Regions from separate parts of the Homo sapiens genome. Here region 2 is linked to region 1. The links are chromatin loops, found by intact Hi-C in ENCODE. Cell type or tissue: PC-3. All regions are shown on one strand. Each heading gives the region's core, and the rest is flanking DNA. Links, peaks and the distances in the headings are about the cores only. Region 1 has its middle 13 kb from the start of MIR6895. Region 2 overlaps KANTR (KANTR integral membrane protein).

Region 1 (15,474 bases), core at 317-8,316:
TGGGACCCTAGGCTATACAAGTAAGGAGAGAGAGAGGAGTCCGTGGACAACCCTGCCGGGTCCAGCTTGACCCCAGGTCTCAGTCTAGGGGAAAAGGCTGACCTTTTGGCTGGAATTGATCATGAAAAGGGGGTTGGAGGAGCTGACAGGAGAGATGAGTGTGAGAGCTGGGATGGGCAGGAAGGGGCTCAATCTCAGCACTTAACTACCACTGCCAAGGCAGTCAGCCACAGGAAGTGTCCAGACAGGAGAGGAAGAGATGGTGCCTACAACCTGAAGCAACTCCCAGGTTAGAGAACTGCTTGGCCCAGGACGGAGGCCTCCCTGGTATAGGCCCATCCTTCACCAGTTTTCAGACAGCCTTTACCATGTTGGCACGTCTGTGTCCCATCCCTCACACACTCCTTCACAGCAGACATGCATTCCATGAACTCTGCAGGAGAGGCCCTGGCCATCATCCTGCAAGACCCAGATCAAATCTAACCTCTTCCAGAGAGCTTTCTCTGGTTCCAAATCTGCCCTCTTTCCCAGATACTCCCCTAGAAAGGGAGGGGGACTGGCTCAGGGGACACCCTCCCCCTCAGATAAGGGGCTGGGGAGAATGAGGTCAGGGAAGCAGTGGGTATCTTCTCACCTCAAAGTCATTTTCTATTATAGAGATATCACCTAGCTGCCGAGTCCTCCCAAATGTTGCCACATCCCTCAGGATGGCTCCTGAATCTGCAGGTGACAAGGGGATGGAAAGAGACATCACTTCTATTAAGGACTTTACCCAAACCCTTCAGGCCCAACTGAACCCTTCTTCCCCTTCTCCTTAGTGTCTCCACCTGTGCCTTACCTGGTGTCTGAAACACACTAAGATTAATAGGTCTGTCTCTCCTCCCACCCCCAAGCTCTGGAGCTTCTGGAGGGAAGGCAAGGCCCAGGCCTCAGTCTGTCTCCACTTCCAGGCCAAGGGCCCGCAATCTAGCTTAGAAGGAGGTAGGAGCATCAGTTGGGGCTCCACACTGTGCATATGACTCTGTTTCCTTTGCATTGCAGAGTCCAGTGGTACAGGATACCACCCCTTGGGAGTGGCGCCTGGGGTCTGAGGTACATGGTCAGTGGGTCCTTGAAGGGGCAGACACTAACCATGCTTCCCAGAAGACCTGAAATTGTGATGGGAGAAGAGGGGTTAGGAAGCAGAGGAACAGGGTTCTTGCCCCTGGGCACTCACATGAAAGGAAGGGGAACAGCCCCTTGTGAACCTCCACCTGGGTGCTCAGCTCCATGTGAGGTATTTCACAAAGTCCCCAACAGACACAGGAAACAGACCCCTAGGAAAACAGGCCTCACCTAAGCATATCAGCCTGGCAGAGCTGGGATTTTCACCAAATCTCTGTGACCCTAAGGCCTGTGCTAGACAGAAGGGGTCCAAAGTAATCAGCCTGCAATCCGGAAATAGTTCACAGTGGGAGCTCAGTGTTGATCTCTGCTGTTGGTAGGTTGGGAATTCAGCAGTGCTAGGGCCACAGTGGCCTTGGTAGGTTAGAAGTTCATATTGCCGAGGTACATAACCTCCACGCCTATCTCTATTGGTTATATATTTGCTACATAACAAATTATCTCAAAAACAGTGGCTTAAAACAACATTTTATCTCACAGTCCCTGTGGTTAGGAATCTGGGCACAACTTAGCTGAGTTTCTGTTTCAGGGTCTCACAGCCAGCAAGGTGTGAGCTGGGGCTACAGTCATCTCAAGGCTTGACTGGGGAAAGATCTGCTTTCAAGCTGACTCATGTGGCTGTTGGCATATTCAGTCTTGCTGGCTGTTGGCTGGGGGTCACTCTCAGGTTCCTTGCCATGTGCACCCTTTCATAGGGTGGCTCATAATATGGCAGCTTGCTTCATCACAGCAAACAAGTAAGATGAGCTAGAGATAGAAGGAGAGTGCCCACATGCCAGACAGAACTCATAGTCTTTATAACTTAATTTCAGATGTGAGATCCCATCACTTTTGCAATATTCTATTCGTTAGAAGTAAGTCAGTTACTGCCGGGCACAGTGGCTCACACCTGTAATCCCAGCACTTTGGGAAGCTGAGACGGGCGGATCACCTGAGGTCAGGAGTTCGAGACCAACCTGACCAACATGGAGAAACCCCATCTCTACTAAAAGTACAAAATTAGCTGGGTGTCGTCGCGGGTGCCTGTAATTCCAGCTACTCAGGAGGCTGAGGCAGGAGAATTGCTTGAACCCGGGAGGCAGAGGTTGCGGTGAGCCAAGATCGCGCCATTGCACTCCAGTCTGGGCAACAAGTGCAAACTCCGTCTCAAAAAAAAAAAAAGTAGGTCAGTTACTAGGTCCAGGCCACACTCAATGGGAGGGGATTACACAAAGGTGTGAATACCAGGAGGCGGGGGGTCATTGGGGGTCATCTTGGAGACTGACAACTATAGTTTTTCCACTGGTCCTGGTGATTCATGTTGCTTCCACATGCAATATACATTCACCACTTCCCAAAGTCTCTCAAAGTCTCATCCAATTACAGCATTGCCCCAAAATCCAGAACATCTAAATCAGGTCCATATATGAAAGAGGCTGTTTGAGTATGGCTTCTTAACTACTATTTTTCTCCATCTTTAGATTTGTGAGACAATTGTTTTTTTGTAAAAAATTATTTTTTGGCCGGGTGCAGTGGCTCACGTCTGTAATCCCAGCACTTTGGGAGGCCGAGGCGGGCGAATCATGTGGTCAGGAGATCGAGACCATCCTGGCTAACACGGTGAAACCCCGTCTCTACTAAAAATACAAAAAATTAGCCGGGAGTGGTGGTGGGCGCCTGGAGGCTGAGGCAGGAGAATCGCTTGAACCCGGGAGACGGAGTTTGCAGTGAGCCGAGATCACGCCACCGCACTCCAGCCTGGGCTACAGAGCAAGACTCCGTCTCAAAAAAAAAAAAGAAAATTATTTTTTATTTTTATTTTGTTATAGAGACGAGATCTTACTATATTGCCCAGACTGTTCTCAAACTCCTGGGCTCAATCCTTCCACCTTGGCCTCCCAAAGTGCTGGGATTACAGGCATGAGCCACCGTGCCTGGCTGATTTGTGAGACTTAAGAGGCAAGTTATCTGTCCCCAACACACCCTAGGTACAATGGTGGGATAGCCATAGGACAACTACTACAGACATTCTGGTTCAAAAAGAGGGGAAATGGGAGACATAAAGGAGTTACTGGTCTATAACTAACAACTCTGAAATCCAGCTGGGAAAATGGAAGTTTCTTGATTAGATGTCAAGGCCTGGGAATAATATTCTAAGGCTCTGCCCTCTGATCTCTTGGTTTTACCCTGTGTGCCTTCCTTTTTCATGAAAGGCAGCAAATGTTTGCAGCTGAACTGTTTCCCCAGTTTGCTTCCTGCCAGTAGAATTTTGGGGGTCCAGTGGCTTTTTTTCATTTTGTCTTGTCTGTAATCAGCTGCCACCAAGAAATAGTTCCACAGGGGGGCTTGGGTTACTGTTCTGTTGGCAGGTTGGGCACTCAGCAGTGGCTTATAGCCAGATTGGTCGTGGTGGAAGTCCATATTGTGGAGTCCATGCATAACCTCCATGCCTGCCACCATGGCCATTTTGTTCAGGAATCCATTGGGCAAAGAAAAGGGTGACAGATAAGAGGCTGACTGACATCACAGAACAGGACACCTACCTGTCTACTTGATTGAGCTCCTCTTCTGCAGTGGACTCTCTCTGGTGCTTATTTATGTGGGACGTGAATATCTCTGCCCATTCCAAGAGGGACAGCCATATGCTCTTCCTCAGACCTTGTCAATAATATTTCAGTCCTGTTATTTCCAAGTCCTTCACCATTTAGCCGAATCATTAAAAACTACTCATGAAACAGTGGAAACCTATCTATACCTCTGACCAGCTATGTGACCAGGCAGTTGTTCTACTGGGAGAATTTCCCTTCTCACTGTCCTTCAGGATCAACCCTAAGTAGGGCTGTAACACTACAGCTAGCTACTTCAGCAGGGCCAGCATATCATGCAGGGCTATGTATAAACCAAGCTGGAATAGAATATTGTATCCCTTAGTCACCTGGTCACAGGGAATTCCCCATGAGGCTTCAGGTGTGGGTGAGAGAGGGATGGCAGTACAGCAGTTGGGAGTATGATTCACTTGCTCAGGCAGCTTATTCATCATCTAGGCCTGCTTGTATAACTCTATTCTATTCGGTGGTGGAGTGCTACTGCACATAGATAACTTCGTGGCTTGATGAGACAGTTAACACACAACTCACCATGGGGAGCTCAGCTTGCCTGGGTCACTTGGAGTCCTATGCTCAGCCATTCATTCACAAAATAGACCCACTTTTCCATTTTTATTTTTCTCTGCTCCTGGGACTCCTGTTGTCACGATATTGCCACCTCCAATTTTATCCCCCATTTCTTGAATCTTTAACTTGCTCTTCAGCTGTAGTCCTCCTCCCCTTTATGCCATCTATACTGTGTAGATTCGAATAGTATATCCAAGAACTGGAGAAATCACCACAGGATTTCTTCTGGGCCCAGTGTAAGAAAGACTCAGATCAAAACTTCATGTATAACCCCATCCCACTCTGACTGATGGGCTGCAGTGGCAATCTGGATCACCAGAGATTAACATTAATTCAGAACCAATATCCAGTCTATTTCAAAGGCCTGGATATTTCCCTGTCCCCAGTGTACAATGACTGTGGCTGCAGGTCTCTGTGAGGAAAGCAAGGAGGGAGATTTTGCCATACACACTTGTGAAAAGTGTAGCAAGGTCCTTCTTCAGATGGACCCTCCCCTTCATTCAAGGGGCTCTGGTCTATGAACTGGGGAAGAGGCTGGGATGCCACATTTTTGAGGACAAAATCAGGCCTCCATTTTCCAGAGTAGAAGATTATTGGGGTTATATAACAACTAGGACTTTATCAGGCTACCTATTTTGGTCCTAGGGAAACTATCCTTAATTATCCACTGTTATACAAACCTCCACAGGTCAAACCTGATTATTGCTATGGCTCTGCTATCCATTATAAGAACGAGACCCAACTTCTCTTTGGAGATGAACCTGTCACCTCCATTGAAATCAGGGAGCCCATTCATGATTTCTCACCATGACCCTCACCTGCAGAAATAAATCACTGCAATGCTTTATAATACTGGTACTCATTCATGTACTAGTTAAGGTAAAGCTAGCTCCTGGGACAGAAAAAAATTTTCTGAGATTTAAGACAAGTTTACTTCTTGCTTCTGTAGTATTCCAAAACAGGTGTTAATAATTGAGTTTCCCTCTTCTAAGTGATGATTCAGAGGCTTAGGCACTTTCTGTCTAGAAGGTCTGCCATCTTCAAAACATGGTCATCATTGTATTTATTGTCATCTCCATCCTTAATAGCCAGAAGAGGAAAAGACCATGTGGGAGGTTTCTATGAGCCGGATGTAGCACACATCACTTCTCATATTCCATTAGCCAGAACTCAGACAATGGGCATACCCAACTGTAAGGGACACTGACAAATGTAGTCTAAATCTGTCCCTAGGAGGAAGAGGAAACAAGTTTAATGACCACTTAGCTAGTCTCTACCACAGTGTATTTCTCAAAGTCCTGTGAAAGGAATGTCAATGTCCACATAGTCAAAAGGGTGAGTTGAATGTGTTACATATGACTAATCGATTCCAACATTCTTATTGCCCTAAACGATGGATTCCCCTGCCTACACTGTACCATGGAATTTCTGGCATCTTAACCTCATTTAACACAAGCTACTATTGAGTAGAGGTTTTGGTCAATCAATAGAACAATTTTTAGAAATACTCCTAGCTGCTTCAACTAACAAAGTACATCCAGGATTGCTGATGAGTGTACCCATACTGAAAAGTTTGGCCCTACCCAAACCAGATAAAGACATCACAAGAAAATAAAATTACAGACAAATATCCTTTATGAATATAGATGCAAAATCCCCAACAAAATACTAGCAAACTAAATCCAACAGCATATTAAAAGTAGGATACGTCTTGGCCAAGTGGGATTTATCTTAGGAATGCAAGAATGGTTCAACATAAGAAAATCGATCAAGGTAATAACATCACATTAATAGAACAAAGGAAAAGAAACACATGATCATCTCACTTGATGCAGAAAAGGCATTTCAGGCTGGGTGTGGTAGCCAACACTTATGATCCCAGCACTTTGGGAGGCTGAGGTGGGAGGACTGCTTGAAGCCAGGAGTTCGAGACCAGCTTAGGCAACATAGCAAGACCCCATCTCTACAAAAAAAATTTAAAAATTAGCTGGGCATGGTGATGTGTGTCTGTACTCCCAGCTACACGGGAGGCTGAGGAAGGAGGCTCCCTTGAGTCCAGGAGTTTGAGGCTGTAGTGAGCTATGATCATGCCACTGCATTCCAGCCTAGGTGACAGAATGAGACCTCATCTCTCTTAAAAAAATAAAAAAGGCATACAGCTAATAAATTCAGCAAAGTTGCAAGGTGCAAGATCAACACATAAAAAGCAGTGTGCTTTTATACACTAGCAATGAGCAATCCAAAATGAAGTTAAGAAAACAATTCAATTTACAATAGCATCTGAAAGAATAAAATATCTAGGAATAAATTTAATCAAGGAGGAGAAAGACTTGTATATTGAAAACCATGAAACATTGGTGAAAGAAATTAAAGATCTAAAGAAATGGAAAGGCATCTCATGTTCATAGATTGGAAGACTTAATACTGATAAGATGTTGATACTAGCCAAAGTGATCTACAGATTCAACACAGTCCTTATGAAAATTCCAACAGCTTTTTTGCAGAAATGAAAAAGCTAGCGGGGTGCGGTTGCTTATGCCTGTAATCCCAGCACTTTGGGAGGCTGAGGCGGGCAGATCACGAGGTCAGGAGTTCGAGGCCAGCCTGGCCAACATGGTGAAACCCCCGTATCTACTAAAAATAATTTAAAAAAATTATCCGGGCATGGTAATCCATGCCTGTAATCCCAGCTACTCGGGAGGCTGAGGCAGAAGAATTGCTTGAACCTGGGAGGCGGAGGTTGCAGTGAGCTGAGATCGCGCCACTGCACTCCAGCCTGGGTGACAGAGCAAGACTCCGTCTCAAAAAAAAAAAGAAAAAAAAAAGAAATGAAAAAGCTGATCCTCAAATTCATATGGAATTACAAGGGGCCGTGAATAGCCAAAACAATCTTAGAAAAAAAAGAACAAAGTCAAATGGCCAATTTTTTTTTTTCAAGACACAGTCTTGCTCTGTTGCCCAGGCTGGAGTGCAGTGGCGTAATCTTGGCTCACTGCAGTTTGAGGCTCACTGCAGCCTCAAACTCCTGGGCTCAAATGATCCTCCTACCTCAGCATCCCAAGTAGGTGGGATTTAAAAGGCATGTGCCAATACACCCAGCTAATTTTTTTTTTTTTTTTTTTTTTTTGTAGAGACAGGGTCTCACTCTGTTGCCCAGACTGGCCTCAAACTCCTGGGCTCGAGCAGTCCTCCCACCTCAGCCTCCCAAAAATGTTGGGATTACAGGTGTGAGCCACTGTGCCCAGCCACCAATTGATGTTTTACAAGAGTGCCAAGTCCATTCAACGAGGGGAGAGATTAGTCTCTTCAACAGATGGTGCTGGGACAACTGGATTTTCACATGCAAAAGTATGAAGTTGGATGCCTAATTCACACCAGATACCATTAACTCAAAATGGATTAATGACCTAAATTTAAGTCCTAAAACCATAAAACTGGAGGAAAACATAGGAGTTAATGTTCATGACCTTGGATGTGGCAACAGTCTCAGGTGTGACACTACAAGCATGAGCAACAACAGAAAAAACAGATAAATTGGACTTCATCAGAATTAAAAATTTTGTGCATCAAAGGACATCAAGAAAGTGAAAAGACAGCCTACAGAATAAGATAACATATTTGCAGTCATATATCTGATAAGGATTTACTATCCAGAATATACAAACAACTCCTACAACTCAACAACAAAAAGACAAGCAATTCAATTTAAAAATGGGCAAAGGAGGCCAGGCGCAGTGGCTCACGCCTGTAATCCCAGCACTCTGAGAGGCCGAGGTGGGCGGATCACCTGAGGTCAGGAGTTCGAGGCCATCCTGGCCAACATGGTGAAACCCATCTCTACCAAAAATACAAAAATTAGCTGGGCGTGGTGGCATGTGCCTGTAATCCCAGCTACTTGGGAGGCTGAGGCAGGAGAATCACTTGAACCTGGGAGGTGGCAGCTACAGTGAGCCTTTCCAGAAATTTTTATGTTATATATAGTTTACCACAATGAAAAAGTTTGGCCCAGCCAGGCGCAGTGGCTCACACCTGTAATCCCAGCACTTTGGGAGGCTAAGGTGGGTGGATCACCTGAGGTCGGGAGTTCGAGACCAGCCTGACCAACATGGAGAAACCCGTCTCTACTAAAAATACAAAATTAGCCAGGCCTGGCGGTGGATGCCTGTAATCCCAGCTACTCGGGAGGCTGAGGCAGGAGAATCACTTGAAATCGGGAGGCGGAGGTTGTGGTGAGCCGAGATCAAGCCATTGCACTCCAGCCTGGGCAACAAGAGCGAAAATCCATATCAAAAAAAAAAAAAAAACAAAAAAGGGTGGCTCATGCCTGTAATCCCAGCACTTTGGGAGGCCGAGGCGGGCTAATCACGAGGTCAGGGGATCGAGACCATCCTGGCTAACACAGTGAAACCCTGTCTCTACTAAAAATACAAAAAATTAGCCAGGTGTGGTGGTGGGCGCCTGTAGTCCCAGCTACTCGGGAGGCTGAGGCAGGAGAATGGTGTGAACCCAGCAGGCGGAGCTTGCAGTGAGCTGAGATCGCTCCACTGCACTCCAGCCTGGGAGACAGAGCGAGACTCCGTCTCAAAAAAAAAAAAAGTTTGGCCCAATCAAAAATTACACTTCTTTTTCCCGATCTATCATCCATAGAATCAGTTCTCACATATTATGGAGGTTTCTTTTTTTCTTTTTCTTTTTTTTTTTTTTTTTTTTTTTTGAGACATGGTCTCACTCTGTCACCCATATTATGGAGGTTTCTGCCAGTATAAATTAGCTAAATCTTATCATTTGTGTGTGTGTGCTTTCTCCTCATAGGTTTGACTTTACTTCCTGGGACATACAGGAATCTGAATTCAGTAATGGGTCTGGAGGCAGCAAGAGATGATACGGGTGGATCTTGAAAAGATTAGCCTAACAGTGAGAGGGTCCCCAAGTCAGGCAGGACCAGCCCCATAGACTGGGGAAGAAGGGCTGCTTCTGCTGCCAGGGGAAACTCAGTGAGGGTTGGGGTTTAGGGTGCTCAGATCTATCCAAATCAATCCTGATGTTCCTATTCCTAGTCTCAAGGTCCCATTGTTCCCTAATCAGTAGCCATGTTTTTGCATATGAGACCTGGAGATCCTATGAATTCAACCTGCGTTGTAATTCAGCAACCTGCAGGATTTGGTTTTATGTCTGATTTCAGGCTGCATCAGTCCTGTGCCTGGAAGAGATAAAAAGATTACTTAAAAACAAAAAACAAACAAACAAAAAAAAATATATATATATAAATATAGGCTAGGCGTGGTGGCTCACACCTCTAATCCCAGCAATTTGGAAGGCCGAGGTGGGCGGATCACTTGAGGCCAGGAGTTCAACACCAGTCTGGCCCACATGGTGAAACCCCTCCTCTACTAAAAATACAAAAATTTCCGAGGCGGGCGGATCACGAGGTCAGGAGATCGAGACCATCCTGGCTAACACGGTGAAACCCCGTCTCTACTAAAAATACAAAAAATTAGCCAGGCGTGGTGGCGGGTGCCTGTAGTCCCAGCTACTTGGGAGGCTGAGGCAGGAGAATGGGGTGAACCCCCGGGGGGTGGAGCCTGCAGCGAGCCGAGATCGCGCCACTGCACTCCAGCCTGGGCGACAGTGAGACTCCATCTCAAAAAAAAAAAAAAAAAAAAAAAAAAAGCCGGGTGTGGTGGTGGTAATCCCAGCTACTCGGGTGGCTGAGGCAAGATAATCGCTTGAACCCCGGAGGCAGAGTTTGCAGTGAGCCGAAATCACACCACTGCCCTTAAGCCTGGGTGACAGAATGAGACTCTATTTCTTTGAGCAGTTTTAGGTCCACAGCAAAATTGAGTGGAAAGTATGTATCCCATATACCCCCTGCTCCTACACAGGCACAGCTTCCCCCACTATCAACATCCCCAGCAGAGTGGTACATTCGTTATAGTCAATACACTGGCACATAATTGGTCAAGTACATAGCTTACATTAAGGTTCACTCTTGGTGTTGTACACTCTATGGGCTTTGACAAATGTATAATGACATGTATCCACCATTATAGTATCATACAGAGTAGTTTCATTGCCCTAAAAATCCTCTGTGTTCCACCTATTCATACTTCCCTCCCATAACTCCTAGCAACCTCTGATTTTTTTTACTGTCTCCATAGTTTTACCTATTCCAGAATGTTATTATTTAGGAATCATATAGTATATAGCCTTTTCAGATTGCCTTCTTTCACTTATTAATATGCATTTAAGATTCTTCCATGTCTCTTGGTGGCTTGATAGCTCATTTATCTTTATTGCTGAATAACATTCTGTTGTCTGGATGTACCACATTTTATCTATTTACTTACTGAAGGGCATCTTGGTTGCTTCCAAGTTTGGGCAGTTGTGAATAAATCGGCTATAAATATCCATTGCAGGTTTTTATGTAGTTGTAAATTTTCAAATCACTTGGGCAAATACAAAAGAGTGTGATTGCTGAATGGTAAGGTAAGAATATGTTTAGTTTTGTAAGAACCTACCAAACTGTCTTCCAAAGTGGCTGAACCATTTTGCATTCCCATCAGCAATGAATGAGAGTTCCCGTTGCTCCATATCCTCATCAGCATTTGGTATTGTCGGTGTCCTGGATTTTGGCCATACTAATAGGTATGTGGTGGTATCTCCCTGTATTAATTTGCAAACCCTAATGACATATGATGTGGAGCATCTTTTAACATGCTTATTTGCCATCTGTATATCTTTTTTGGTGAGGTGTCTGTTCAGGTCTTTTCCCTTTTTCTTATTATGAGGTGGGGTATTGCTGTGTTGCCCAGGCTCATCTCAAACTCCTCAGTCAAATGATCCTCCTGCCTCAGCCCTCAAGTAGCTGGGACTACATGCATGTGCCACCATGCCAGGCTTCTTTTGCCTGTTTTTAAATCGGGATGTTCCTTTTCTTATTGTTGAGTTTTAAGAGTTATTTATGTGTCTTAAAGATCCTTTATCAGATATGTCTTTTGCAAATACTTTATACCAGTCTATAGTTTGTTTTCTCATTCTCTTGACAGTGTCTTGTTTTTTTTTTGGAGAGGGAGTCTCTCTCTGTCACCTAGGCTGGAGTGCAATGGCACGATCTCGGCTCACTGCAGCTAATTTTTGAATTTTTTTTTTTTTTTTGAGACGGAGTTTTGCTCTTGTCACCCAGACTGGAGTGCAATGGCACGATCTTGGCTCACTGCAACCTCCGCCTCCAGGATTAAAGCGATTCTCCCGCCTCAGCCTCCCAAGTAGATGGGACTATAGGCACCTGCCACCATGCCTGGCTAATTTTTGTATTTTGGTAGAGACAAGGTTTCACCGTGTTGGCCAGGCTGGCCTTGAACTCCTGACCTCGGGTGATCCACCCACCTCAGCCTTACAAAGTGCTGGGATTACAGGCGTGAGCCACCACCCCCGGATTTAATTTTTGTGTTTTTAGTAGAGATGGGGTTTCACCATGTTGGCCAGGCTGGTCTCAAACTCCTGACCTCAGCTGATCCACTCACCTCAGCCACCCAAAGTGCTGGGATTACAGGATGAGCCATCACACCCGGGTGACAGTATCTTTTGCAGAGCAGAAGTTTTTAATCTGAATGAAGTCAAGCTTATCAATCATTTCTTTCATGGATCATGCCTTTGGCGTTGTACCTAAAAAGTTATTGCCATACCCAAGGGCACTTACATGTTCTCCTATGTTATCTTCTAGGGGTTTTATAGTTTTGCATTTTACATTTAGGTGTATGATCCACTTTGAGTTAATTTTTTGAAGGGTGTAAAGGAGATTTCTTTTTTGAGGGCAGTGAAAGAAGCTCCCCAGTGTCTGACCATGCCTTGAACTAAAAGTTTACAACCATGATCTTGCCTTTTAAAAAGTTTTTTCTTAATTATGTCAGCAATATGTATTTATTGTTGTTCATAAATGGTCAAAATATGCTACCTATTATTAGACTAAAACAAGGTATAACTTCTCAAATACAGCATCACATAGAGACAAAGAATGAAAAGGCCAGTCATGTGTATACTTTAAAACACCCATATATACACATATACCCTCATGTCCAATACAGGCAAATGTTCTCCATTTAAAAGTTCCCAATTTAACTTTGCTTTGAAAGCAGAAAACATTGAGTTGCAGAGGTTCTAAGATATAGACATATTGAACACATTTCAGGCATTTAAAAAATGCACTGAAATAGCAAGAATAAAGTTCTTTTCTGGCCAGGCATGGTGGCTTAGGCCTATAATCCCAACACTTTCGGAGGCTGAGGCAGGAGAATCGCTTGAGCCCAGGAGTTCAAGCCAGCCTGGACAACATAGTGAGACCCTGTCTCAACAAAAAATAAAATATTGGCTGAGCAGAGTAGCGTGCACCTATAGTCCCAGCTACTTTGGAGGCTGAGGTGGGAGGATTGCTTGAGCCCGGGAGGTGGAGACTGCAGTGAGCCGTGATCACGCCACTGTACTCCAGCCTTGGTGACAGAGTGAGACCCTGAAAATAAAGGGTTTTTTTCTTCAAACATTTTGATCTGAGCCAAAGCAAAGAGTACATTAGAACAGACCAGAAAGACGTGTACAAGTAGACCTGTTTCCTTCTCAAACATTTAACAATTTACTTATTAAACATTAAGCTGAGTCAGTTTAAATCAAATGATATAACTGATTATTACTCCAAACAGGAATCTGTTGTTTCTTAGTGTCTGTAGGTAGAAGTTTCACAGATGCAAGGACATTATTTACCTGAAGGATCATTCCTGTTACAATTAGAGGGCATTCATACAAACATTGTTTCCTGTTTTATTTGCCTTTTAAAATCGTGAAACATGACATGAAGACATTTCCTTATGTAATTACAAAACGATTAGTACACCTAACACAATTCACAATCATTCCTTACTGTCATCATAGTCAAATGAATGTCATTATATTCAGATGTTCCCAATTTAACTAAAAACATATTTGAAAAATTATTTACAAATAAAAAACATTTTTTTAAAATGCAGGGTCTTGTTCTGTCATCCAGGCTGGAGTGCAGCACAATCATAGCTCAAACTGTAACCTCAAGCTTCTGGGCTCCAGTGATCCTCCAGCTTCAGCCTCCCGAGTAGCTGGGCCTACAGGCATACACCACCACACCTGGCTAATTTTTATTTTTTTCAAAGCAGGAGTGAAAGTTTATTTAAAAGCTTTAGAACAGTAAGGAAAGGAAAGAAAAGAAGGAAAGTACAACTTGGAAGAGGGCTAAGTGGGTGACTTGAGAAACCAAGTGCACCTAATTTGAATTTTTTTTGTAGAGATAGAGTTTTGCTCTGTTGCCCAGTCTGGTCTCTAACTTCCAGCCTCAAGTGATCCTTCCATCTTGGCCTCACAAAGTGCTGGGATTACAGGTGTGAGCCACCACACCCGACCAAAATATATCTTTTAATAGTTAGATTGTTTGATTCAGGATCCAAACATTGACTTTTATGGTCACCACTTCCTTACTTTTCTTTAACATTTTACCACTTAAGCATGACTTCCTATTTGTGTAGTTTAGTTTTGCCTGTTTTTATTAACATCATAGAGTCGTACAGTATGTATTCTCTTGTGTTTGGTTTCTTTCATTCAACATTATGCTTTTAAGATTGATCCACGTTTTAACATATAGCTGTGCTTTATCTTCTTGCCTGTATAGTATTGAAATCAACCCAGTTTTTGCACTAAACTGAAAATTGAGAAACTTATATTTGTTTTTATCTGAGTTCCTTTCTCAGGAAACCAACCATCAGGCCTCCCAGAGAGAATCGAGGAACTGAAATCTCCCATATCACCACATCCAGACAATGAGACATGGCTGCTGCCTGTTGACAAACTCCTCTTCTTTATACCTCCCGAATTTCTGTTTTCCTGCATATGGTTACGGTGAGACACCAGACCCCTCATCCAACCACCTGCTGCCCGTTGACCAACTCCTCTTCCTTACTCCTCCCTAATTCTTGTTTTACGTTCCTTCCCTACTATATAAACCCCTAACTTTAGTCAATTGGAGAGATGGATTTGAGACTGGTCTCCCATCTCCTGGCTGACATTACTGGCATTAAAGCTGTTCTTCCCTGGCAATATTCATCTCAGTGATTGGCTTTCTGTGCGGCAAGCAACCAGGCCTAGGCTGAACCCCTGGTGTTCGGCAACAGTATTTCATTTTATGAATCTACCATAATCTGTCAACTCTACTTTTGAAAGGCATTTGGAACATTCTGATATTTAACTGTATAAACAATGCTGCAAGAACATTTTTGTACATATTTCCTGGTATACATAAGCAGACTTTTTTTTGTTTTGTTTTAAGACAGAGTCTTGCTCTGTCGCCCAGGCTGGAGTACAGTGGTGCAATCTCAGCTCACTGCAACCTCCACCTCCCAGGTTCAAGCCATTCTCCTGCCTCAGCCTCCCGAGTAGCTGGGACTACAGGTGTGCACCACCACACCCAGCTAATTTTTGTATTTGTAGTAGAGATGGGGTTTCACCATGTTGACCAGGCTGGTCTCGAACTCCTGACCTCAGGTGATTTGCCCACCTTGGCCTCCCAAAGTGCTGGGATTACAGGCATGAGCCACCGCACCCGGCCCTAAGCATACATTTCCGTAGGGTGTATGACTTATTGGGACAAAAGGTATGCACATCTTTAACTTTTCTAGCTAGTGTCAAACTTTTCTGAAGAAGTAGTTTTACTAATGTATATTCCAACCAGCAGAGTATGAAAGGTCCTATTATTCCACATATTTCCCAACCCTTGGAACAGTCAATTTTAAATTTTTGCCAAGCTGAGGATTGTAAAATGGTATCTCATGTGTGTTAAACAGGCATTTTCCTGATAATTAATGAAGTTGAGCACCTTTAATATTTTTTTCTTTTTAGAGACAGGGTCTTGCTCTGTTGCCCAGGCTGGAGTGCAGTAGCATGATCACAGCTCACTGCAGCCTTGAACTACAGGGCTGGGCTCAGGCAGTCCTCCTGCCTCAGGCTCCTAAGCAGCTGGGACTACAGGCATGCCACCATCATGCCTGGATATTAAAAAAAAAATTTGTAGAGATGGTCTCACTATGTTGCCCAGGCTGGTCTTCAACTCCTGGTCTCAACTGATCCTCCCACCTGGGCTTCCCAA
Region 2 (15,474 bases), core at 4,203-12,202, 58 kb after region 1:
CTGGAGCCCAGGAGTTTGAGACCAGCCTGGGCAACATAGTGAGATGTCTCTACTAAAAATACAAAATTAGCCGGGTGTGGTGGCACATGCCTGTAATCCTAGCTACTCGGGAGGCTGAGCCAGGAGAATTGTTTGAACCTAGGAGAGGGAGGTTGCGGTAAGCCGAGATTGTGCCATTGCACTCCAGCCTGGGCAACAAGAGCAAAACTCCATCTCAAAGACAAACAAACAAACAAACAAACAAAATATATATATATATATATATATATATATATATATATATGCCGGGCGTGGTAGATCTTGCCTGTAATCCCAGCTACTCGGGAGGCTGAGCCTCAAGCCCAGGAGTCTGAGGCTGCAGTGAGCCATGATCACGCCACTGCACTCCAGCCTGAGTGACAGAGTGAGACCCTGCCTAAAAATGAAAAAAAAAAAAAAAAGCCGGGAACGGTGGTTCACGCCTGTAATCCCAGCACTTTGGGAGGCCGAGGCAGGCAGGTCACCTGAGGTGAGGAGTTCAAGACCAGCCTGGCCAACATGGTGAAACCCCATCTCTAGTAAAAATACAAAATCAGCCAGGCGTGGTAGTTTACACCTGTAGTCCTAGCTACTCGGGAGGCTGAGGCAGGAGAACCGCTTGAACCCAGGAGGTGGAGGTTGCAGTGAGCTGAGATCGCATCATTGCACTCCAGCCTGGGCGACAAGAGCAAAGACTCCGTCTCAAACAAACAAACAAACAAAAAGAAACAAACTCTCTGTTGCTGATGGTGGGTGAAAACAGAGTTTTAGGGAATTGGGATGTCCTGAGACAGAGAAATAGTGTTGGTTAGGTCAACCCCAAAGAAGCCTGAACTGGATTCACAGAGAGGATGATGGTGGATTCAGAAGTCTGGGATGAACAGGGGTGACATATGTTCGCTAATGTGGTGTGGGTCCTGATCATGATGACAGACCCATCTGCTCTCAGACATAAATTTTGCTGACTTTCTTACCAGGAGGATAGGGCTGTTGTATAGACTGTGGTTGGCATTAAGACACCCAGTTTGAGGAGGACATTGATGATAGGCTCATTTCCCTCTTCTGCCAGTATGGAAAGTGGACACTAGGGCTAGAAGATGGCAACAGGTGCTGTGTGATTTTGATTTTAATGGGAGCATCCTAAGCAGCTGCCCTCCCTTGTTAAAGTCAGCTGTCCACAAGTTGGCTGGGACTTCTGCAAGGGCTCAACTCATAAAGACAGTTATTGTGGGTCAGACCCAGGTGATACAAATGGCATGGGGAGGTCTGGTTATACTCCAACTGGCCTGCAGCGCATTACTATGTTTAGTTTGCAAGGAACATGTCTACCTGATATGTCAGTAGACGTACAAGGTTAGGCAGGAAGGCACATACCTCAATGAAGCATCCTATGGTAACAGAAAGCCATTTCATACAATAAGAGCTAACTAACATGATCTCAACTAAAACTGCAGCCCACAGCAGATCTGGCAAGGCAACCTGAGTGCAGAGACAAGGCAGAATTCGTGACCTCAGTGTTGAGGGGAAATGTCCATTTGTCCATCAGTGGAGATAGGGACACTAGGACTGGGGGACAAAAGGAGGGAGAGTGTGGCTAGGGGTGATCCAAGCAGACTCAATATAACCCCCACGATTCTTTTCTAGTCTAAGGATGGCTGAGGTTAAATCAAGCACACATTTTTCCAACAGCCAGGTTTTTGTTTGTGTTGAAGCTACAGAGGCAATTTCCAAGACATGGTTCAACATGGGACTGTACTTCCAAGGTATGAAGGTTTGGTCTTTTGCTCTTGTAGGGACATGAGTTCAGCCCCCTGCTTTCTCCACTAGCTTTTGAGTTTTACTGTGAAATGGGCTAATGAACCGAGGGATGCATCTGAATCCTTTAGGAATGCTGGGAAGCAATCCCGACAAAACTTTGGAGAAATGACCAACTTTTGAAGGAGCTTTCAAAATCCTTCACCTCAGAAAACTCTCTGTTGCAATGATTTACTTGATTATAATAATCTTTTGAGTACTCAGGTGATTTAAGTTTGTACCTGTTGGTTTGGATCAATCAGATTTATTAGGGACCAGTTTCTTGATCACGCTCAGTATTTATTTTTCCTTTGAATCTCAGGTGCAGGTGGAGGAAGCTATACTCCACTGGTCATGTTACATTATTATCTTTGATCAGTAAAATGCTTACCTTTTTATTTACTTATTCATTTATTGACTCCACTTTACCTTCATTCCTCACTCCCGTTTCCAACACCCACCCCCTCATAGGCAGATATTCCAATGTGATTATTGTCATTCTCTTTTATTCTATGTGTTCTGATAAATGCAAATGTTATCGGGTTTGAAATCTCTTTGTGTTCCTTTCAAACTTTTAAATGTATTCAACATAGAGAAAAGTTTTGAAAACTTCCATGTACAGTTGAAAGACATGTAAGAAGACACCCATCTACCCACCAGCTGGCTTAAGAACTAGAACATTATAGAGTTTGAGAAGCCAACTGTGGATCCCTCATCTCCTTCCCCTGCCCAGAAGAAACCACTACCTTGACCTTTATGTTCTCATTTCCTCGATTTTTGCGGAAAAATTTTTTTTTTTTTTGAGACAGAGTTTCACTTTTGTTGCCCAGGCTGGAGTGCAGTGGCACGATCTCAGCTCATTGCAACCCCCACCTCCTGGGTTCAAGTGATTCTCCTGCCTCAGTCTCCCGAGCAGCTGACATTACAGGCACATGCCACCACGTCCGGCTAATTTTTGTATTTTTAGTAGATACGGGATTTCTCCATGTTGGCCAGGCTGGTCTCGAACTCCTGACCTCAGGTGATCCACTCACCTCGGCCTCCCAAAGTGCTGGGATTATAGGCGTGAGTCACTGTGCCTGGCCTGCTTTTGAGAAAATTTCACCTCCCATGTATGTATCACTGAACAAGGTATTGTTTTGTTTTGCTGGTTATGGAAGCTAAGCTGGTTATGGAAGGAGCAGTATTGCTACAATTAGGTGAAGAGTTCCAGGAGAGGATAAGCTGGAGAGAATCTCTCAGTCATAGTGAGTCTGGCTTCAGTTTCCCTAAGAGTTTACAAGAGCTGCTTCTGGGGAAGTCAGAGGGTACGGTTATAAATGAGGCCAGGAAAATACACCCATGTCTCAGCATAGTCAGGGCACTGGCAGGGCTGTTATGTGGACCAGAAATTAGTTACCATATGGTCTGGTTACCATATGGTTTGACAGGGAATGGGCCGCTCTAACTCTTCACTTCCAAACTCTGTGACCAGCCCCCACCCTCAATAGTAGATCACAGCAGGCAACTTCTGTGTGGTGAAATGCATGTCCACACCTGCTCCAGGCAGCTGCAGTGCTGGTGAGAGGGTGTGCAGGAGCCGCACCAGCACATACTCAAAACCAGCCAAGTACAGACCGTCTGCGCCAGGCTCACCTGGGCATTCTGGCCTCAGGTTAGCAGAGTGTAGGTGTGGCTGTTTCCTCCTCAGTGAAGAGCAGACTCTAAAGGATGATGCCATGGGGAGTGGGTGACTAGGCCAAGGGAACAGACACTTTCTGCTTGTTTTTTCTCCTCCCCCTTTCTTTCTTTTTTTTTTTTGACAAGGTCTCACTCTGTCACCCAGGCTGGAGTGCAGCGGTACAATCTCGGTTCACTGCAGTCTCAGACTCCTGGGCTCAAGCAATCCTCCCACCTCAGCCTCTCTGGTAGCTGGGACCACAGGCACACACCACCACATTTGGCTAATTTTGTATTTCTTGTAGAGATGAGGACTCACTATGTTGCTCGGGCTGGAACTGAACTCCTAGGCTCAAGCAATCTTCCCGCCTCGGCCTTTCGAAGTGCTGGGATTACAGGTGTGAGCCACCGTGACTGGCAATTCCACCGCTTTCTTGTTTTATGTATTCCCTGTCATCCATGCTCCCATTCCTCCCGACTCCCCGACACAGGCATTTTTCAAATGTGTTTAACTTACATCCTTTTGTGTGCATTTCTGTAAGGTGTGTATTTGGTGTATATGTGCATATATTTGTAACTTGTGAGTAGTATTGTTATACAGTTCATTCTTTTTCACTCAGTGCTACGTGTTGAAGATCATCGTGTTGCCCTGTGTACATCTAACTCACTGGTCTAAAGGTTAAGAGGTCCTCTGTGGAGTGCACCCATCACTATTTCCCTGTGTATGCCCCTGGTGATGGACACCCAGCATGCCTTCAACTTCCCACTGTTGCAAACTACACCATAATGCACATTCTTCTACATGACCCTTTATGGACCTGTATGAGAATTTCTTTGGAGGGCCCATGGGGATAGTGCCACATTCATCTCTGGGATGGCGGCCAAAGTCCCCAATCCCAATGCAAGAGGGTCCCTATGCCCCCATATCCCCACTAAAGGACTTGGCATGATCCAGCTTTTTAAAATTTTGTCTGTTTGTGAAACCTAAAGTAAAATCTCACTGTAGTTTTATTTTAGACTTTTCTGTTAATACATCTGAACATCTTTTATTAGGCCTGTTAGCTTTTTGGGTTTTCCACTTCAGGAAATTGCTTGTTCATATTCTTTGTAGACCTGTTTGCAACTGGAGGCCCTGTCACTGTTTTTCCTCTCTACATGTGCTCCACTGATAGTCCTAATCCTGTGGGAAAGCTGAACCCTACCCAGGGTTTCTACACACTGTACCAGGCTCTGTAGTGCCTTTCCATATGAATTTTAGGATCAGTTTGTAAATTTCGGCAAAAAGCCTGCTGAGATTTTTATAGGAATTACATTTAATCTATGGATCAATTTGGGGAGAATTGACATCATAACAATACTAAGTTTTCCAACCTATGAATGTTTTTCATTGATTTGGCTCCTCTTTCTCTCAGCAATACAAGTGTATAGGTCTTCCACATCTTTTGTCAGATTTATTCCTAAGTCATATTTTTAGATGTTATTGTAAATGGTATTTTAAAACTTTCTGTATCCAATTGTTCATTGCTAGTATATAGATATACAACTAATTTTTGTATATTGATCTTATAACCTGCAACTTGTTAGACTCACTTATTAGTTCTAGTAGGGTTTTATTTTTGGTGGACTCAGTTGGATTTTCTATATAGATGATCACATTTTCTGTAAATACAGTTTTACTTCTTCCTTTCCAATTTGGATGCCTTTTGCTTCTTTTTCTTGCCTGACTGCACTGCCTAGAACCTTCAGTATAATGCTGAATAGAAGTGGTGAGAGTGGACATCTCTGTTTGATTTCTGATCTTGTGGGGGAAAGCACTCAGTTTTCACCACTAAATATAATGTTAGCTGTGGGTTATTTTGCAGATGCCCTATATCAGGTTGAAGAAGTTCCCTTCTACTTCTAGTTTGCCAAGAGGTTTTTGTTTTTTAAACTCAGGAATGGATGTTAGATGTTGTCAAATGCTTTTTCTGCATTTATTGCAATAATCATATGGGTTTTCCTTTTTGGTTTGTTAATATGTTGAACTGCATGATTGATTTTCTAATGCCAAGCCAATCCTGCATTCCTGGGATAAAATCCATTTTGTTATGATTCATTATCCTTTTAATACATTATTGGATTTGATTTGATAAAGTTTTGTTTATAATTTTTGTATCTCTTGAACTTTCCATTTTAATACTAATGGCTCCTCAAATTGGCCTCCCCACCACGCGCCTGTTTTCCACATGACCCACTCTGCCTGTTCATATCCTCTAGACTGTGTCTGGGATGGTTACTGAGGTGGTTACTGAGGCTGGGACTTTCCCCAAACTTACGGAGGGTCAAAGAAAATTTAGAACAAAGACTTGAAAGCATTTTTTTTGTGTGGTCAATCCTACCTCTGAGTATGTGAATCAACTCCTGGCAGCAGTCTTGCCCCTTAATAAAGGTGTGTCCCCAACCTGAAGAGCCATCTTCAAAGCCTCTCAGTACCTGACAGGTTAGTTCCTAAGAGAAAAAGCATTATTAACTGCTTAAGAAATCCCCTGACCCTAGATTATCCCTCTGTCACTGTTCCCCCATATGGTACTGCTCTGCTCCAAAAAGGAAATATCCAATACTTCCCACTGAAGAATTCTATCCCATTCTGACTGCCTACTTGATATCCCACACTCTAAGATGCCCAAATAACACCTTCAAATTCCTGACCCTGTGTTTTTTGTGGATGGCTTTTATATCCAAGATATTAGGGGAACACACAGGGCAGGATATACTCCTTTCCCCATTGCAGCATAGAAGCTCTTCTTCCTTCAATCCCCTCGTCGCAAAAGTAATAATGGTAGTAACAGCAAACACATATACAGTGCTTACTACATGCCATGTATTATTCTAAATACTTTATGTAGATTAACTCATTTAATACCCTCAATAATCCTATGAAGTGCATATTACTACTATCCCCAGTTTTGTTTTATTTATTTTTAAGGGGGCTTTCAGCAAAAACCAGAATGCCTGCTAGACAAATTCTAAAACAGCTGTAACACTACTATCCCCATTTTTACGAAGAAACTACAGAAAATTGAGGTCAAGTGACTTGACCAGCTCTGGGATTTGAATCCAGGCAGTCTGTCTCAAGTCCACTGCACTACCATACTCGCAAGTGACAGAACTGTGGCACTGACCCATGTTTGCACACAGTAGAGGGCCCCCCTGGCCCACTATTCATACAAATTCTTTCTAAGGCTTCAGAATATGTCATGCCTGTGTTATCTGTGGTGCCTTTGGCCAAATCTGGTGTCAGTGAGTTTCTCACTACTGCTGACAACGAAATATATATGTTTGGAAACAAAAATTATGTAGGGTCAGGCGCGGTGGCTCACGCCTGTAATCCCAGCACTTTGGGAGGCCAAGGTGTATGGATCACTTCAGGCCCGGAGCTTGAGACCAGCCTGACCGACATGGTGAAATCCTGTCTCTACTAAAAATACAAAAATTATCCGTGTGTGACGGTGGGCACCTGTAATCCCAGCTACTTGGGAGGCTGAGGCAGAAGAATCACTTAAACCCAGGAGGCGAAGGTTGAAGTGAGATGAGATCGCGCCACTGCACTCCAGCCTGGGTGACAGAGTGAGCCTCTGTCTCAGTAAATAAATAAATAAATAAATAAATAAATAAATTTGTAAGGAGAACACTTTTTAAAAAGACATTATTATTTAATGTCATCAGAGCGACAAGAAGAAAACACTGCATTCATAGGGAAAGATTAGGAAGCTATAAAAAGGAACATTTGCAAGACAACACCAACTAAAAAGATCTTATAGAGTCAAGCAATAATTAAAGGACCTTCAAAGCAGCCAGAGAAAAAGAACACCTACGAAAAAAATTAGAGTGACAGTAGACTTTGCAACAGTAATAATAGAAACCAGACGAGTGTCCTAATGTCCTCTTAGTGTCAGTGTTTAATATCCTTCTAAAAAAGGCAATTTAGAAGTAGGTACCTAGCAAACCTATCTTTTAAGAAGAATAAAGGGAAAAAAAGGCATTTATAGATAAACACAGACTAAGAGTTTCCAATTAAGTGATCTATGCTAAAGGATTTTCTAAAGTTCTGTATGTATTTCAAGAAGAAGAAAAATCAGGCTGGGCGCAGTGGCTCATGCCTGTTATCCCAGCACTTTGGGAGGTCAAGGCAGGCGGATCACGAGGTCAGGAGATCGAGACCATCCTGGCTAACACAGTGAAACCCCGTCTCTACTAAACACACACACACACACACACACACACACACACAAATAGCCAGGCATGGTGACAGGCGCCTGTAGTCCCAGCTACTTGGGAGGCGGAGGCAGGAGAATGGTGTGAACCCAGGAGGCAGAGCTTGCAGTGAGCCCAGATAGCGCCACTGCACTCCAGCCTGGGTGACAGAGTGAGACTCCATCTCAAAAAAAAAAAAAAAAAAAAGAAGAAGAAGAAAAATCATCCCAAAAACGACATCTGAGGTAAAAGAAGAAAGATGGGCAAATAAAAGGTAAATGAGTATTTAAGCAAACAATGTTTGCATAAAATGATATTGTTAGTGTCATCCTTAATAAGGGAGGAACAAAAATAGTAGACATAATAACATGTAAATTGGGAGACATTAAAGATTTATAAAGTCTGAATTCTTTGGGTGGGGAGTATGTTTAACTTTGGACTTTAGGTTAAATATGTATGGTAAGCTTTCAAGGCCAATCGCTAAAAAAAAATCTTTGGAGAGACTAACAAGAAAAAATAGAAAAGGCACAAATAATATGAACAACATAAAAGATATAGTAAAAATTTAAAAATAAGAGAATATAATTAATTTGAAAACTTACATGAATTGGACCAATTCCTAGAAAACTGATTTATTTATTGGATAAGATCACTATAACCTTAACCAGACAAATACAGATGGCTAAAGATGCAAAAATCCTAAACAGTTTATTAGCAAACCACATCCAGAATGAGTAAGATTTAATACAACACAAAAATGTTGAGTTTAATCCCAGAAATGCAAGAGCAGTTTAACATTAGAAAGTTAAACTAAATCTTTTAAGATTTAGTTCATATGCCATCTCTTCCAAGAAAGCTTCCTTGGTCCCCTGAGCTGGGTTGTGTATTCCTTAGGGGCTCTCACAGTCTATTCTTCCTACCAGTGTTACTGCACTGACCACACTGCCCTGAAATTACGGTTCTGTGTCTAGGAACACACCTCGTTCATCTCTGTGTCTTCAGTGTACAGCAGGAGGCCTGACACACAGTAAGTGGTCAAATTTTGCTCAACTGAACTTATAGATGGCATTCTGTATAATTCTGATGGCATGCTGATGAAATTAGTGGGTGACCAAAACAGGAGAGTAGGTCACACATTAGACAACAGAATTAGTATCCGGAGTCATGGGCAGGCAGAAACACTGGAGCCAGACTAGGCCCCAGTAGGGTTAGGGGCAAAGTCAGGACTAAAACCCCACACAGCCTGTTCTCACTTTGACAATGAAATAAACTCTTTTTGAGCTGTAACTTACCCTCCTATGGGTATCTCCCATTATAATAACACTTACTATGAGCCCAGCATCATGCCAGCTTCCACGCTATCCCCTGCAGCCCCCCTACCACCACCAAGTACCACAGGTAAAGTATAATGAGAGTGGTCTGCTTGGCCTGGGGACCAGGAAACAGTTCCTCACCGTGCAAGAGAAAGGGGGATGATAGCTGGGATCAGAAAGCCCAATGAGAGTTGGGGTTTTGTTTTTCACCAGGTAACAGGCAGCACGACAACACAGCAGTTTGAGGGCTATTTGAGTAAGAGGCAGGCCTGCCTTCAGGAGCCCTAGGGCGTACAGCCAGTCAGAAAATATGGGGCTTTGCCACAACCCTACCAACTGAGAACTTGCTTCCCAAAAGAACCCAGGAGCTATCCTCACTGCTTCTTCACAGCCCCCACCCTTATGAAAAATGATATCCAAGTTCCTTAGCATGGCATTAAAGGCCTTTGTGCCTAGCCTACTCCTCAAGGCCTTTATTTCTCTATCCTCCACATTAATCAATTAAGTCATTCATCCATTCATTCAGTTTATTCCACAAATATTTATTGAGTATCTACTATGCACTGTTGTTTTTGGCACTGGGGATACAGCAGTGAACAAAACAGAAGTCCCTGCTTTATGGAGCTTACAGTCTACTGAAGAGAGACGAACACTAACCACAATAAATAAATATAAAATATACCAGGTGGTGATCAGTGCTTTGTAGAAAAACATACATAAAATAGGATAAAGGGATATAAAATGCATGTGATGGGGCGATTTTAGATATGTTGATCAGGAAACACTTCTCTAGGGAGGTGACATTTGAGCACACTGGAAGTACTAGGGCAACTCATCAGATTATTTAGGAGGAAGGGTGTTTCAGGCAGTGAGAAGAACAAGTACAAAGGCCCTGAAAAGGAAGGGTATCTAGCACACTTGGGGAACAGCAAGGAGGCCAGTGTAGCTGGAGAAGAGTGAGTGATATTGAGAGTGATAGGAGACAAGGTAAGAGAGGTAAAGGGAACCAGATTATGTAGGGACTTTGGGCCATGGTGAGGGCTTTGGCTTTTGTTGAGGGAGGTGGGAGCCATGGGAGAATTCTGAATAGTGGAAGGACATGATCTGATTTGGATTGTATAAAGAATTTCAGAGAAGAATAGTATAGGTACTAGAACACTAAGCAAAAGAAAACAAAATACACAATTATTAGCTCCAAGGAAAACGAAAGGGTATACAACGAAGGATATGTAATCAGAATATACTATGTAGTTTTGATGTGAACAATATTTACAATGTCATACTCATGCAAACAGTGACTACTGGTTGAACAAAAATTATATAAAATGTTTTAAAGAAGTAATAACAGATGTAATCACTAAGATGACCAAGCAATAAGAGACTATTAGGGATGACTAGGCAGATTAGCAAGTAAAATATATGAGGTTTGTACAAATGAAAAATATAACTTTTGAAATAAAAAACTCAATGGGCAGATTAGAGCAGATTAAACATAGTTGAAAAGAGAATCAGTAAGCTGAAAGATATACCTAAAGAAATTATCCAGAATGAAGTGCAGAAAGACAAGGAGATAGAAAATCTCAGAGATGTTATGAGATACGGAAGATAGAATGAGGAGGTCCAAAATATGACTAACTGTATTCCAAGAAAGAAAAACTAGAAAAAATGAAAGGCAATATTTGAAGAGATAATGGTTGAGAATTTCCCAGAAATTATGAAAAGCATGAATTCACTGAGCCACGAAGCATGACATTCCCAAAGTAGAATTAAAAAAAAATACATATGTAAACATGTTAGAGTAAAACTGCAGGACCCCCTGCACATTCCACTACTACTACTACCACTACTACCACTACTACTACTACTACTACACACACACACAAAACCAGCAATTAGTCTGATAGTCGACTTCTTAATAGCAACAGACATCTCAAAGCCAAAAGAGAATGGAACCATATATTCTAAGTGTTGAGTAAAAATACCTGTAACAAACTATCTTTTAAGAATGAGGATAAAATAAAGACATTTACATATAAGAAAGACTGGAAGAATTTAACATCAAGAGACCTGTACTAAAAAAAAAAAAAACTCACTTAAACACTATATTCATAATGAAAGAAAATGATCCCAAAGGATGATGTGTGATACAAGAATGTATGCATGTAAGTCCAAACAAACACTGTCTATATAAAATAACACTGACAATGATGTAAAATTGTGAGGTTTATAAAAAGGAACAAACTAACATATTTGAAAACAACAGTATGTGATCAGGAGAGGAATGACTAGAGTTGAAGGTTTCTAAGCTTCCTGCATTCTTTAAGAAGGGGGCTAAAATATTGTTTAACTTTAGACTTTATAAGTTAAACACATATGGAAAACATCAAGGATAACCACAGAAAGAATAGAAAAAAATTTAAAAATAGGGAGGAAAAAAATTGAATAAGAAAACAAATCTCAAAACTAAAAAAGCAGGCGAGAAAAGAGAAAATGAAGCACAGAAAAGGTAGTGATGGTAAACAGAAATAAAAAAGTATGATGGTAGAAACAAGCCCAAATACATCACAGTAAATGTAAACAGACTAAACTTGCCAACCAAAAGAGATAATCAGATTAGATTTTTTAAAAGGTCCAGTTATATGTTGTTTCCAAGAGATATAATTAAACATAATGGCATGAAAATGCTCAAAAGTAAAAGGATGGAAAATTATATACCACACAAATCCCAACAAGAAAAGTTTGTGTTACTACATTAATATAAGATAAAATAGGTTTCAAAGAAAAATGCATTATCAGGAATAGAGAGGGTCATTACATATTTATCAGGAATATATAACAATTTTTAATTTGAATATTCCTAATGAACACCCTCAAAATATATAAAGCAAGAAACGAGATAGAATTACAAGGAGAAATTGCCAAATCCACCATTACAGTTGAACATTAACGCACCTCTTTCAATTATCAGTAGATAATGACCAAAAAAATCAGTATAGGTAAGTAAAAATTGAACAATAGTTCACAAACTTGATAATAGACATATGTAGATCTCTGTATTCAACAATTAGAGAACACACATTCTTATAAATTAGCACACAGGAAGCATTCAAAAATATTGGTCACATACTAAGCCATAAAACAAGTCTAAAAAATTTCAGAGTTGTTGTCACACAAACCACATCCTCTGACCATAATGCAATTAAGACAGATTTCAATAACAAAGAGATAAAATTTTAAATCCCCAAACATTTGGAAATCTAAAAACACATTTCTATATAACTTACAGGTCAAAGAAGTAACCTTGATAGAAATGAAGTACTTATAACTGAGCAATAATGAAAATACTACATATCTAAACTTATGGAGAAGCAGGAGTTAGAGGGAAATTATATCCTTAAATGCACAAATTAGAAAATGGGAAAGAATGAAAACTAATGAGCTCAATGTCCAGTTAAATTAGAAAAAGAACAACAGAATAAACCCAAAAAATGTGGAAGGAAGGAGATCAAAAAAGATAAGAGCAGAAATTAAAGAAATAGAAAACAAAGATACAATAGAGAGGAGCAACAAAGCCAAAAGTTGGTTCTTTGAAAAGACTAATAAAATAGATAAACCTCTGGTGAGATTGATCAAGAAAAAAAGTGAGAAGGCACAAATAACCAATATCAGTAATGAAAAAGGAGACATTGTTACAGTTCATACACAGCACAGAATAAAAAGGAAACTTTATGCCAATGAATTTGAAAATGCAGACAAAATGGACCAACTCCTAGAAAACTGTTATCTTACCAAAATCGACTCAAGAAGAAAAAGAAATCCTCAACAGTTCCATAGCTACTAAAGGAGTTACAGCAGTAGTTAAAACTCTTCCCGCCAAAACAAACAAACAAACAAAAAATAGCAGGCAGATTCTTCCACTTGGTATGTGGATTACAGGCAGGTGAAGAGATACTGATCCCCTCAGCCCTAGAGGTGTCCGGGTAGGACCTGAGGAAGTGGAGACCCTAGGCAGGCCACTTCTCTCTATGGGCAGCCTCTTCTGGAGATCCTTAGAGGGTGGCCCTTAGTGAAGTAGGGTCTGACAAATCTCTCTGCAGTCCCTGAAGGTGGTGAGCACAAATAAGTAGCATCCAGCTCTGCAGTAAATGTGCTAAGCAGGGCCAAGAAGGTGCTCTATTACTTGGACAGCCTCTTCAGTAGCCAGCTCCTGTAGTCTTCTGCTCATTGAGGACAAGGGACCTGTGGAGCTGCTGGAGGAGTCTGTGTTCCAGTTTCCAAGAAACACCACGCACAGCCCAAGATGTGACTGGTTGGGATGGGACTGGGTGCAGGGAGGCCAAGGAGGGGCTTCCTGAGGGTGTAGCTCCAGGTAGAAACCCTGAAACTCTGTCTTCCCGAGTATCAGATACTTTAATCCGTTTGCAGCTGATGAGCCCTTTTAATGGTATCCAAGCTAGCTGCAGGGTGATGGTTCTAATAATGATGCATGTTCTGCAAATAAGAGCTTCATCATTATTTTGAAATTGTTAATATGAAAGCGTTCAACTGGATTTGAAATCTACTCACATCATCATGAGAAGTTTTAACAATATACTTGTCAGTGAAACAAAAAGAAAAGCTGTTAGATATAATTCCAATTGTTAAATATCTTTGAAACATTTAAAAATTGGCTTTAAATATTTTATCACCTACTTGTACAAAAAAAGACATTTATGGATGGCGACTGTTAAGAATTTGAAGAATGCATCATTAAAAAGTCTTGCTCAGAAAAAAAAAAAAAAGTCTTGCTCAGGATTTGTGTGTAGCCATTTCAAGCATAAAGCTTATAAAATAAACATGGAAGCAAATTTCAACCTTCTTATTTACAATTTTGAAAATATTTTAATTTATAAGTTTAACACTAATTCAATATTAAAAAGGAAAACACTAGACAAGATGGTTTTGCAGAAGTTCTACCAAACCAATCATTCCAAACTTATACAGCATCTTCCAGAATATTATAAAAGAGGGAACACTCTGAGTCATTCTATACCAGCAGAACCTTACTGCCAAAAGCCAATAAGAACAGCCTGAGAAAGGAAAAGACCAATTTTACTCATGGACACAGTTGCAAAATTCCAAACTTTTGTTCACCAACCTGTATAAAAAATGAAAGACCATGACCAAGTTGTGTTTATACAAGAAATGCAAAGATGGTCTAACATGAGGAAAATCTATAAATGTCATTTACCACATATCAGATTATTGGAGAAAAAACATATAATTATCATAAGAAACAGAAAAGGCATTTGGTAAAAATTCAACACCCTTTCATTATTAAAAAAATAAAAGCCTCTTAGTATAGAGTAATAGGATGGAACTTGCTTAACCTGATAAAACCCGTAGGAAATCTATAGCAAATACAGTATCATTCTTAATAGGGAAAAGTTAGTGGTGTTTCCTCTAAAATACACAACAAGACACAGATGCATGCTGTCATCATTGTACTAGATGTCCTGGTCATCTCAGTACGACAAGAAAAATAAAGGCATAAAGATTGGAAAGGAAAAGACAAAACTGTCATTATTTATAGCTGATATGGTTGTCACCATAGAAAACATAAAAGAATATACAGACACCTTAAAAGGAACCAGGGTTCCTTGGAGAAATGGCTGATTCCAGGACTAAGAGAGGAAAATACAAGACGAGTCTGGAGCATTTCCTAGTGCTGGCAAGTAAAGCAGTGCTCAAAACCAAAGGATGGGAGCATGTGAAAGGGACACAGGAGCCAACTGGCAAGAGTCCCCAGTGGCCAAAACTGGACTGATTTGACCAACAAAACAAAGAACACAGTATTAGATTTATAACTCAAATTATTAAATAAAAATGCATGAGTTCATACTGATATAAGTGACTGAATAAATAAATAAGGGATAAGAGACAAATCTTTACAGAAGAATTTCAAATGATATACAGAGATACACCCTCTCCTTCCAGGAGCTATAGCTCAATTCTTCCCACCTACTTGAGGGTGGGCTAGAGTCTTCCAAAGAACAGACTATGAAAAGGGAAAGGCAGCAACTTGCCAGGGGGAAAACCTGGCAAACATCACCTTAACCAAGGGATGAAGGTTCACAAAACCAGGGATGCCAATGGATACCAGGTACCTCTGATATGATCTGATAAGAAAGGCATTTAAACTCTGGTGTTCTTTCCAAAAACAACTCCACTCTAAATATAAGCAAAACTTCAGACAAATACAAACTGAGGAACATTCAACAGTATTCCTTAAAACTGTTAGGTCATAAAAAACAAGGTCATTCTCGGCTTAATGGACTTCTGGGAAAAAAAAACCAAAAACAAACAAACAAAAAAAAAAAACAAGAACAGACTGAGAAACTGTCATAGACCAGAGGACACTATGGAGACACGACAACTGAATGAAATGCGATATTTTGAATTGGATCCTGGAACAAAA

The links. A loop is a pair of places that touch in the nucleus more often than their neighbours do. Peaks named below come from ENCODE experiments on the same cell type or tissue, not always from the same donor. Only the 100,000 strongest peaks of a DNase experiment are listed, where the experiment ranks them.
Region 2: it touches region 1 in a loop (8-fold over the local background); 1 of 110 quality-filtered maps calls a loop at or near these places.

What each region holds. Positions count from the first base shown.
Region 1 is chrX:53,175,232-53,190,705 of GRCh38, reverse strand. It overlaps a transcript of KDM5C not described here. Among named protein-coding and RNA genes, the nearest start is that of MIR6895, 13 kb to the left of the region's middle. RefSeq lists enhancers at 828-877, 1,248-1,527 and a silencer at 1,708-1,787. In PC-3, for the core only: no CTCF peak of the experiment used is centred there; a DNase peak (open chromatin) is centred at 4,135; H3K27ac peaks cover 799 bases.
Region 2 is chrX:53,121,503-53,136,976 of GRCh38, reverse strand. It overlaps KANTR (KANTR integral membrane protein), which reads right to left. Exons shown (of 3, transcript NM_001397448.1): 3 at 9,539-13,508. The coding sequence starts at 12,704. The coding sequence ends at 12,474. It also overlaps the pseudogene RNU7-37P. Among named protein-coding and RNA genes, the nearest start is that of KANTR, 35 kb to the right of the region's middle. In PC-3, for the core only: no CTCF peak of the experiment used is centred there; no DNase peak of the experiment used is centred there; H3K27ac peaks cover 851 bases.